Linked DNA regions of Homo sapiens: region 2 is linked to region 1. Evidence: read pairs that join two places in POLR2A ChIA-PET (ENCODE). Cell type or tissue: A673. All regions are shown on one strand. Links, peaks and the distances in the headings refer to the core of each region. The heading gives the core; the rest is flanking DNA. Region 1 overlaps PHF21A (PHD finger protein 21A). Region 2 overlaps CRY2 (cryptochrome circadian regulator 2).

What was found. ChIA-PET counts read pairs that join two places held together with the same protein. Peaks named below come from ENCODE experiments on the same cell type or tissue, not always from the same donor. Only the 100,000 strongest peaks of a DNase experiment are listed, where the experiment ranks them.
Region 2: POLR2A ChIA-PET joins it to region 1 with 10 read pairs; 4 of 35 experiments call an interaction of 5 or more read pairs at or near these places.

The regions. Positions count from the first base shown.
Region 1 is chr11:45,980,721-45,985,720 of GRCh38, forward strand. The region is part of intron 6 of PHF21A (PHD finger protein 21A); the gene reads right to left. Among named protein-coding and RNA genes, the nearest start is that of LARGE2, 61 kb to the left of the region's middle. RefSeq lists enhancers at 922-1,819, 2,318-2,612. In A673, for the core only: no CTCF peak of the experiment used is centred there; DNase peaks (open chromatin) are centred at 2,451 and 3,631; H3K4me3 peaks cover 1,261 bases; H3K27ac peaks cover 3,254 bases.
Region 2 is chr11:45,867,693-45,874,194 of GRCh38, forward strand. It overlaps CRY2 (cryptochrome circadian regulator 2), which reads left to right. Exons shown (of 12, transcript NM_021117.5): 6 at 1-60; 7 at 1,814-2,125; 8 at 2,361-2,512; 9 at 2,638-2,840; 10 at 3,150-3,242; 11 at 4,400-4,541. The coding sequence ends at 4,539. Among named protein-coding and RNA genes, the nearest start is that of MAPK8IP1, 15 kb to the right of the region's middle. In A673, for the core only: a CTCF peak has its summit at 5,203 (motif pointing right); a DNase peak (open chromatin) is centred at 5,349; H3K27ac peaks cover 1,693 bases.

The sequences.
Region 1 (5,000 bases), core at 1-5,000:
TTTTTATTAAGCAAACATCATGTATCTGTCCCAGTTGAAAACATTAAACAGACTGTTAAACAAAGAAACCTTGATCCCAGTAATATGCCATATAAACAACACATTCTAAATTACTGAAATGTGTAACTCATGAGCAGGACTTCTTTGCTGGGACAGGTTCTGTGGCGGTACACACGTTTGTTTAGGCAGAGTAGGGATTTAACTGCGTGGAGTGAAAAATTAATGTCAAAGTTCTTCAAACTTTCTAGGCCTTGCTCAAATCCAAGAGAAATGTGTTTCTGGATACCTTCATTATTATAATACACTTCAACAGCATGTAAGCCCCATGAGTGCAGGGGCTTATTTGGTTCACAACTATACTCTGCACTTATAACTATATTGCTGGCCCAACACGGTGGCTCATGCCTGTAATCCCAGCACTTTAGGAGGCCAAGGTGGGTGGATCACTTGAGGTCAGGAGTTCAAGACCAGCCTGGCCAACATGGTGAAACCCCATCTCCGCTAAAAATACAAAAATTAGCCAAGCATGGTGGCACACACCTGTAATCCCAGCTACTCAGCAGGCTGAGGCAGGAGAATTGCTTGAACCTAGGAGATGGAGGTTGCAGTGAGCCAAGATCATGCCATTGCACTCTGCACTCCAGCCTGGGTGACAGAGTGAAACCCTGTCTCAAAAAAAAAAAAAAAAAAAAAAAAAAACTATATTGCTCAGTAAATGTCCTTGTTCTCTTTACCTGATGTGTAAAGTGGTGGGACCAAAGACCAACAAATGGCTCATAAAGCATATAATAACTATTTGGGGCCATATTTGGGCTCTGACTCTCCTGCCCTAATAGGAGGAAGAAGGTATAAGCAGCATTCCTCTCATATCTCATACACTTTCAAGTTAGTTCATTAGCAGAGGTGTGCTATTTCTGATAAAAATAGATTGTGATTTTCTAATATAGATTATGAATGAAGAAAAAGAAGTGAATGAAGAGCTTTAAATAGTTAGATGAAACCATAAGAGCCAGGTTAATTCTCAAATGCCTGCTTATGGCTCTAACCAACTTCATCCCCCATATTCTCTGAAGAATCCAAATCTGTGGATTACTCATTTAACATATTTGAACATTAAAATATGTATAAAATGAATTTCTAAAATCTTTAAGTAAAAAAAAAAGTTCTCTTGAGAGTTGTTTGTTTTTATTTTTTGGTTTGTTTCTCTCTTTTTGTTTTTCTTTTTTTTTTTTTTTTTTTTTTTTTGGTTGTTTTGAAACAGGGTCTGGCTCTGTCACCCAGGCTGGAGTGCGGCAGCACAATCTTGGCTCATTGCCATTTCCACGCCCCAGGCTCAAGCGATCCTGTCACCTCAACCTACCAAGTAGCTGGGACTACAAGAGCGTGCTACCATGCCCAGCTAATTTTTTTATTTTTTGTAGAGATGGGGTTTCGCCATGTTGCCCAGGCTGGTCTCAAACTCCTGAGCTCATGCAATCTGCCCACCTTGGCCTCCCAAAGTGCTGGGATTATAGGCATAAGCCACCACGCCCGGCTGAGAGGTTTTTAGAAAAATATTTTTATTATTGATTCTTTTCAGACAACTAAAATATCATATAAAGGCCAATTTTGGGGGGAAAAATTCTGCTATGCATTATATTCTGCTAGCACTGCCTCTCTGAGTAAATATTTTTTTTTAAATGATGCAGAGTTTAAAGTCTTTGCAGAAACTATCTGCAGAATAATAAAAATGCAAATTAATAAAATATCAAATGCTTATAAAGTTAACTTTCAAGTCTTCAAAATTCTATTTCTCCAATATAAAAGGCAGAATAATTAAACTGCTGTAGTTTAGGAGAAGGCAAAGTAATAGCAGTGGTGCTGCAGATAATGTTGAGAATCTCATGTAAATTTTATTGCTTGGTGACTGCTAGAACATTTAGACATTTAAAAATTAAGTAATTATTTAGAGTTGCTTCAGTCCTCCTCCCCATCAGACATCAAACATATTAACGAACTAGCTAACGTGCAGCATCAGCAGCCAGAGAAAGGAACCCTAAGAGCTCTTACAAAACAAAAACAACAATAAAAAACCCAAAACAGATCAAATCAGAAGAAGGAGATAAATCAGGAGGAAATAATACAACATAAACATGACACCTGCCAAAAAATAAACTTTGGACAAAAACAGCACAGGAAACTAATTACTATACCAGTCACAAAAGGAAAGGGTGTTTTTTTCTCCTCTACAGCCATCCTTAGGAAACACAATGTGCTCTCCTAATCACTGCCTAGCTAAAGTACACTAGAAGCAAGAAACAAAGCCCAGAACCCATTTCCAATGTCATGTACAACAGAAGGGAACAGTAGGGAAAGCAGGAGCAAGGGATGCGGGCTAGAGTACTACTCTTCAGCCATATGGCTAGAGCAAGGTGACGACCAATCAGAACCAGAATCAGGAGCGTGGGAGTCAAGTGAGTCACACTGCATTCACAACTGCTCCTCCCCCAGGGCCTGAAACAAAGCCGTGGAAGCTTGGGGTGGGGGCTGGTGGGGGGACATGATCAAAATACTTGCAAACTTACATCAGTCCTTGAGAGGAGGGAAAAAAAAAAGGAAAAAGAAAGAGAGCTCTGCATTACAGGTCAGATCATATGAGCTGGGTAAAGCTTTCTTTAAAAGATAGCGTTGGTATGTCAAACTGCCACTCAGAAATGAATTGTCCCTTACTCCTTGCTGTGTTCACCAGATTAGAATACTGCGTGTGTGGTTATACATGTCTGTTGCTATCTGTGAAAAAAAAAAATTTTTAAATCAAGATTTTGAGGAAGCACTGATGCCCTCTGTCACTTAAATATAGATGACTGCACTTAGAAACCAGTAACTGAAAGCCAGGTGAGCTCTGCAGCAGAGGTGCTCCTTAGGTGTGGAGGCCCTGCAGGCTCTTCCAAGGACTGGGAGTAAAGGAGAGTTGCTGTGCATATTAGCTGGCTTTTCTAAGTCTCACAATCCAGTCTCGTTCTAGTTCAGTCTTGCAGCTCTGGCAAACACAGCACTCAAATGACTTCAGAGGGACCCCGGATTTAGGTCAGTACCACTTCTGGGTGGCAGCAAGAGAATACGGCGAAAATATCTCAAAAACCCTAGCTGTGTGGTATCATCCAAGGTTCTCACTGCTCCCTATATAAAGGATATCCTCTCATCTCCACAGGAGATGAGCCTATATTTTTACTACTATGTGTTTTAAATGAAGACGTCATGACTGCTGCTGGTCACTGACGAAGGTTATACTGGCATACATGATTTGATATTTTCAAAGGTATTCACATATAATGGAGATCTTTAAATGTAGCTAACTATATTGGAACATTATCCTGAAGCTTTGAGAAAGGGCTAAATTTCACAAACTGGCCATTCATCATTCACTGATAAGTTAATGAGAGTTAAAAGAGAGGGAAAAAATCAGGGAAATGAAAAAAGAAAGCTGGAAAGAACAAAGACGGAAGGGAGAGAGGGAGAAAAAATTAATAACTTATCATCTTTTCTTCTTAATATATTTCTATAAACAATAAGCCAACATGCCAGGCCTCCAGAACTGCTAGTACCGCCCACTTCAATCCATCTGTCAAGAACTGCTCCATAAACCCAGCATGTAACAAGGAGCCTTAGATTCCCTTGACATTCGCATCACTGGGTTTCATCAGGGCTTGTTCAGGCAGAAGAGTTCACAGAGCCTCTGACACTTCAAGTCACAGTTTCCAAGACAGGTAGTCACGGTGATCAATATTGTGACATTCAGCGATACTATCAACGTGTTCACACGACAGCAAGACAGATCCTGAAGAAAAATACGGAATTTTATAGGTCTAATACAACAGAAAATCAGGTTCGTTTTTCCACCGTTTAAGTCACGTTCCATGGCTTTTGTCAACAGAGAAGGGAGACGGAGAGACGGAAGGACTGCCCCCACCCAATCAACCCACCAGTTTATTCCTATCAAAAATTGCTCCCACAAATTTTAGAAAGCTTCTCTCAAAAGAAACTCCAAGACCCTGCCCTCCACAACTGGATGTCAGTGCTGCAAGTCTCTGCTTTTTCACACATTCAGTCACTCCACTGGTTTGTGCTCTACATGGCAGTATCTGTTGCGTATCAATTATTAGAGGGCCACACCCACTCAAGACATCTTCTTACACAGTATTGCCTTAAAGATGCATCCTTTTATTCCTTCCATGAATCAACATGCAATTTAAAAATACAACCTTCACTCTTTATACCAGAGGCTGATAGAGACTTGTAACTTTTCACAAATGCAGAAAGGTATCAAATCTTACTCAAAATCTTTCTGGGTCTTCAGACACACCAATTGCTCAAAATGAAACCAAGGATACTAAATTTTACGCGTATGGAAAAACTAACCTGGAGAAATGTTTATTTGTTGATGAGATCAGAACTTACTCAAAGAGGAAAAAAAAGACTTTCTACCGTCTAACTAAAACTCAGCCACTGCATTGATAAGTCACACCAATATTCATCAACGCTGAGGATGCAGGAAGGAGACAGGGCAGTCTTCAGAATGTGCCACAAAATTATCCTCTAAAGAAGAGGGGATGTGTTACTGTCATAACATTAGAGACAAAATTACAATCTAGAGTAAAATGTATGTATTGTTTAATGGAAACAGAAACTAAGTGAAGATTTCACCATTTTATGAACAAAAACACAGAATGCCATTTTATGGACAAACACACAGAAGAGAAACTCAAGATAAACTCCCTCCTTAATGCAAGTAAAATTCAATAAGAGAATCTGCACTGGAGTTATTGGAGGGGATAGTCCAGGCAAGACACAGGATAGAATTCTAACAGAGGAAGACAGGGAGGAATACTGGTGGCAGAAGCTATAAAAATATACTTAGCTAAAATAATTGCACTTTCTTCATTTTGTAAGATACTAGAAAGTTTTCCCCAGACTCTCTGAGATTCACAAAGAATTAGACAAATAGTTTCTTTCCCTTTTTA
Region 2 (6,502 bases), core at 860-5,859, 110 kb before region 1:
CGCTTTGGTTGTCTCTCCTGCCGCCTCTTCTACTACCGCCTGTGGGACCTGTATAAAAAGGTAAGGGGGACATACCTGCCCACATTGCACCTAAGGCCTGCAGCCAGGCCTTTTGGGCTTGTCAGTCACCCTAAAAAAGGCACTGGTGGGTGGGGGTTGGGCTATGGCCCCTGGAAGGGCCTAAGTGTGTGCAGATAGTCCGGAGGAGGAGAGAAGACTCAATATCCAAGAGGGCAGAGCCAAGCACAGAGTGAACTGCCCACCAGAATGAAGCCCAGACCATCATGTAGAGCAGAAGGACAGGCAGAAAAGCAGGCCTCAGGTGTGACCCTAGAGGTGGCATATCCTCTGGCAGCTGGTGGACAGGGGCGAGGTCCCCAGGGTGAGAGGCATGGAGAGGGTGAGGCTGGAGCCAGTCTGAAGTGGAAGAGCATAGCTGCCCGCTCTGGAGCTGTGTCCACAGCATTCAAAAGGGGAGTCCAGGAACAGCAGTTGCCCATCAGTGATGGAGGGAGTGGTGTGGAGGGGCTGCACACAGGGCTGTGCTATACAGACAAGAAGCAAATAAGCCTGTGTTAACTGTCCCCAGAAGGAGAGAGGGCAACACAGTCAGCATTCAGAGGGATCACCTCATCTTGTGCCTATGTTTTTTGTTTCTGTTGTTTATTTAAGAGACAAAGTCTAGCTGTGTTACCCAGGCTAGAGTGTAGTGTGGCCTGATCACAGCTCACTGAAACCTCAGACTCCTGGGCTCAAGCAATCCCTCTGCCTCAGCCTCTCAAGTAGAGCTAATTTTTTACATTCTTTGTAGAGATAGGGTCTTGCTATGTTGCCCAGGCTGGTCTCGAACTCCTGGGCACAAGCAATTGTCCTGCCTTGGCCTCCCACAGTGCTGGGATTACAGCCGTGAGCCACCATGCCTAGCCGTTGTGTCTACATTTGTTTTTTTGTTTGTTTTTGAGACAGGATCTCATTCTGTCACCCAGGCTGGAGTACAGTGGTATGATCACAGCTCACTGCAGCCACAACCTTTCAGGCTCAGGTGATCCTCCTATCTCAGCCTCCCCAGCAGTTGGGACTATAGGTGCATGCCACCACACCTGGCTAATTTTTTGTATTTTTTTGTAGAAACTGGGTTTTTCCATGTTGCCCAGGCTGATCTCAAACTCCTGGGCTCAGGCCATCCACCCACCTCAGCCTCTCAAAGTGACAGATGCTAGCCACCACACCTGGCTGTATCTAGGTTTTTAAATGTTATCTCCTCATCCTTGCCATTATTGAGATTTTGTGGCATGGGATAGCTTTGCCAGTTTGGTGAGTAATCTTGTGACTTTAGGGAAGTCATTATTTGCTTGGAGGTCTGATTTCTTAATTACCTTATGGCCCCAGATCCAGGCTGTGTGTATAATTTATTCAACCAAAATCTAGACTGAGCATTTTTCATGTGTGCTGATAGGAAAATTCCTTTTGACTTTCTAGAAGGTGGAGCCAAACAGGGAACTCTTGAGGACAAGGAACATGACCAGTCTTGGGAAGTTTGAATCCTAGTGCAGAGTCCTGTGGTGAGGCCCCTTCCCACTGCCTGGCCCTCTGTAGCTTTCTTCTTGCTCAGAGCAGTGGCACAGTGCAGGCAGGGCCTGGGTGTTTCACATGCAGGCATGCTGTGCCACTTCTAGGGGATAGTCCCTCCACATCTGGCAGCTGAGCCACTAGGTCTTTGGAGGGCCCAGATTCCTTTGTAGAAGAGACCTGAGAGGCACCATGCTAAGAGCTGGGCGAGTGTTTGTATCCATGTGCCACCCCTACCTCTCAGGTGAAGCGGAACAGCACACCTCCCCTCTCCCTATTTGGGCAACTCCTATGGCGAGAGTTCTTCTACACGGCAGCTACCAACAACCCCAGGTTTGACCGCATGGAGGGGAACCCCATCTGCATCCAGATCCCCTGGGACCGCAATCCTGAGGCCCTGGCCAAGTGGGCTGAGGGCAAGACAGGCTTCCCTTGGATTGATGCCATCATGACCCAACTGAGGCAGGAGGGCTGGATCCACCACCTGGCCCGGCATGCCGTGGCCTGCTTCCTGACCCGCGGGGACCTCTGGGTCAGCTGGGAGAGCGGGGTCCGGGTGAGTGCTCTCTCAACGAAAAGCTGGCCTGTACCCTCTGGTCAGGCCCGTCAAAGGGCAGCCCCCTTCTGGGCTGAGGGATGAGGTGGGATTTCTGGGTCCAGGAGATCCCCTCCAGATCCTCTGTGGCTTGCCTTCAATGGAAGGGTTTTGGCTCCTGGGGGCACTGTGGTGACTTGGGAAAAAACATGGCTGCATGTCCCCAAGGAGGCTGATCATCCCCTCCCCTATCTAGGTATTTGATGAGCTGCTCCTGGATGCAGATTTCAGCGTGAACGCAGGCAGCTGGATGTGGCTGTCCTGCAGTGCTTTCTTCCAGCAGTTCTTCCACTGCTACTGCCCTGTGGGCTTTGGCCGTCGCACGGACCCCAGTGGGGACTACATCAGGTGAGGATACAGACCAGGCTCTCTGGCCTCTGACCACTGTGGCCTCCTACTAGGATGGGATACCCTGGGCCTTTTGAAGGAGGGTCTGGGTATGCTGATGGGTCATCTGGTGTATCTTATTTCAGGCGATACCTGCCCAAATTGAAAGCGTTCCCCTCTCGATACATCTATGAGCCCTGGAATGCCCCAGAGTCAATTCAGAAGGCAGCCAAGTGCATCATTGGTGTGGACTACCCACGGCCCATCGTCAACCATGCCGAGACCAGCCGGCTTAACATTGAACGAATGAAGCAGATTTACCAGCAGCTTTCGCGCTACCGGGGACTCTGTAAGGAGACAAACACCTAGCTCACTGAAGGGAAGGACAGCACCTACAGGCTCAGGGGGCCAGATGGGGATGTCCAGATACTTGCAAAGGGAGACTGAGTGCTGTCTTTCAGGTTGACACCTTCGCTGGGTATGGGACACTGCAGGCTGGGATGAACTGGGCCTTCCTGAGTAGTTGTGGGGCTGTGGGAGGAAATGGAACCTCAGTGTCTTGCTCCTACCCTCCCCACCCCCACTTGCTTCATCCTGCCCTGTAGCCCTCTGCAATCCTGCGAGACGGCACTCTGATTACTCCTCGCCTCTCTCCCAGGTCTACTGGCATCTGTCCCTTCCTGTGTGGAAGACCTCAGTCACCCTGTGGCAGAGCCCAGCTCGAGCCAGGCTGGCAGCATGAGCAGTGCAGGTGAGCAGCAGCAACCAACCTCCTGTGGCCTCCTGTGGCCTGTGCCACCACTTCAGTCATTCAGGACTGAGGCCAGAAGGAGGCCTTGCCCAGTGGAGCTTATATTCCACCTGGGGCAGTCAGATAGTAAAGAAACCAAGTTGGATCATTTCAGATAACAAGTGCTTTGGAGGAAAAGAAAGTTGAGTATCTTGACAGAGGGACTGGGAAAGAAGGATTTCTTCTGTGTCACTTGAGATTGGAGCAGTCAGGGAACACCTCTGTTAAGCAGAGACCCACGTCATGAGCAGGAGCCAGCCCTGCCACACACTGAGAAAATAACATTCCAGACAAAGGGAGTAGCAAGAAAAAGCTCACAAACAGTACCGAGCTTAGTCCATTCAAGGAACCGAAGGGAGGTCAGTGTAGCGGCATGTCCCAGTGAGGAGCTGGAATGAGATGAGGACAAGATACAGCATGAGCAGCATGTGGCAGGCCTGATGTCCGAGACGAGGACTAGGATTCAGCCTTCAGTGCACTGAAGGATGGTCAGTAGGGCAGGGCATGATTGGACTTAGGTCTGAAAAAGCTCCCTGGCCTGCTGGGTGGAGATTGGACAGTGTAGGCCGGAGCGGGCACAGGGAGGCCAGAGAGGAGGCAGCACAGACAGGGTGGTGGCCGCAAGGAGAAAGACTGGACAGATTCGCTGCATTCGGAGCCTCTTCCCTTCTTGGGGATGAAGATGAGTAACATGAGATGGGAAGAACACGGGTTTTTCTAGTTGGCCCAGCTAGGCTGCCTCCATGGGCAGCATGACTCCTCCACAGGGGCCCTGCTCTTTGCTGCTTGGGGAGGCTGATTCAGGGTTGCAGAGGGAATGCCTCACCTTCAAAGCAGGACAGCAGGCAGGCCAAATCAGTCTCTGGCCACAGCCCATGCCATTTGGGGCCCAAAAGCTGGTCCTGCTACCAGCAGGCCTGCTTGGTCATGTCCTCCTTGGACATTTCCAGGCAAAGTCACTGCTGAAAGCAAGGCCGAGGGGCAGGTCTGAGGAGCAGCATGCTGGCATTCCATTGATAAGTGTGCTCCCTGTCCCCTAAAGAGCTGCTGCTGCATAGTGTGGGATCATTTTGGCTGCATGCACAGTCTGTGTGACCCTTTGACACGCTTCCCTACAGGCCCAAGACCACTACCCAGTGGCCCAGCATCCCCCAAACGCAAGCTGGAAGCAGCCGAGGAACCACCTGGTGAAGAACTCAGCAAACGGGCCCGGGTGGCAGAGTTGCCAACCCCAGAGCTGCCGAGCAAGGATGCCTGAGAGTGAGTGACAGCAGCCTAGATTCAACCTCAGGAAGGAAGTTGGGAGTGGGGGGGCCTACTGCCCTGCCAGCTGCAGGTTGAAACATAGCAAACTAGATGAAAATCTGGTGGGACCACCCAATGCTCAGCCACTAAAGCTTTACCATTTTACAGTGGCAGCCGGGTTCCATCCTGGCTTAGGGAATGAGTACTTTCTGGTTGATATCTGTGTGACCTTTACCATTGGGCCGGCTATGGTGGCTCATGTATGTAATCCCAGCACTTTGGGAGGCCAAGGTGGGAGGATCGCTTGAGGCCAGGAGTACAAGACCAACCTGGCCAAACCAACATAGTGAGACTCCATCTCTAAAAACATAATAATAATAATAATAATAATCTGGTGGGACTGCATGACTTTTAGGATTTCAGCTCAAAAATCCCACCATTCTGACTTTTATCAGAGATTTAAAAGTCAAGCCCTTTTGTATTTTTTTGCCAGCTAAGGGAAAAAGGGAGGCATGGGGGCTGAGGGGTGGCGCTTTCTACCTATTAAAATGAGTCACACTCAAGAGAAAGAAAGCTGAGACCTGCGTGTGAAGCAGCGGGGAAAAGGCGCATTGCAGGGTCTGAGGCTGCTCCAGGCCCCCTGCTTTCCGACAGGCTGTGTTCTATAGGCCAGCCAGTGGAGGGCAGCACTGACCTTGAGAAGCCTGGACAGAGGGCTGTGCTGTGTCTTACTTGGCCCAGCCCTGCCTGAGGACCAGTAGACCCAGTCTGTCATCATCTTTGCCTTTTGCGGCCTCTCCTCCCTTCTCACCCATCCTGTGGCCTCAGCTCTGCACCTCCCTGGCAGCGCTCATCTTGGAAGCCTCCTGAATGTCATCAAAACACTGGCTTCTCCTTTCCCAAGGGAGGAAGGGCCTTTTATGCCACTCTTGGGGAAATGTAAATTCCTGTCCCCTCTGAGTCATCATCTCAAGCTGTTCCTTATGCACCATGTCTTCGTCATTAGATTGGAGGGTGATTTTTCTCCATGGAGCTGATAGGTTCTTTTTATCAGATCCCTCTTACTTCAGGGCCAGGCCGCAGCCATCTGGTTTGAGTGTCTGGATTTGTGTGCTCACTGAGATGGGCATTTGATGCCTGCACCCTTCACCTTTCCTGGGCTCTTTGACATAGACATTGCTGATGGACAGATGTGTGCTATCTTGTTCCTGGGAGTACCAGCAACCTACTACTCTCTCAGTTATCTCTTAGCTCTGTGATACTAAGCAAAGTTCATCCTGTATTACAAATTTGGAACTTGCCAGGCTGACACTCTGATTTTCGGATGAGAAGACCAAAGAACAGAGAGGTTAAATGTCTGGGTCAAGGTTGCTCAGTAAGCTAATGGTGTCCAATTCAACATGAAATTGTTGCCAGCAGGTGGGTGAAGAAGGGGGAGCATTAAACATATAAAATGTGATGTGCTGTCCATCCATAAGGATTGAACAGTCTGCTTAGATAAAAAGGAACAATAACCTAGAATTCCTGGACAAATGATACAGACTATACAAGCTTAGCAGAAGGCTGCTGGTGTGGTCTGGAACAATCAGGGAACATATCACAGAAGTTTGCGCTAGGGGGCCTGAAAAGTGAATTGGATTCAGGCAGTGAGCAGGGCGCTTAGGACAAGAAAAACAGCTGAAGGTTTATGTGATCTTGTACAAATGACTTAACTGCTATGGGACTCAGTTTCCTCACCTATAAATTAGGTTGCTGTTGCAAGAATTAAATGATTAAATCTGGGCCGGGCGCAGTGGCTCATGCCTATAATCCCAGCACTTTGGGAGGCCGAGGTGGGTGGATCACCTGAGGTTGGGGGTTCGAGATCAGCCTCATCAGCTTGGAGAAACCCCGTCTCTACTAAAAATACAAAATTAGCTGGCATGGTGACGTATGCCTGTAATTCCAGCTACTCGGGAGGCTGGGGCAAGAGAATC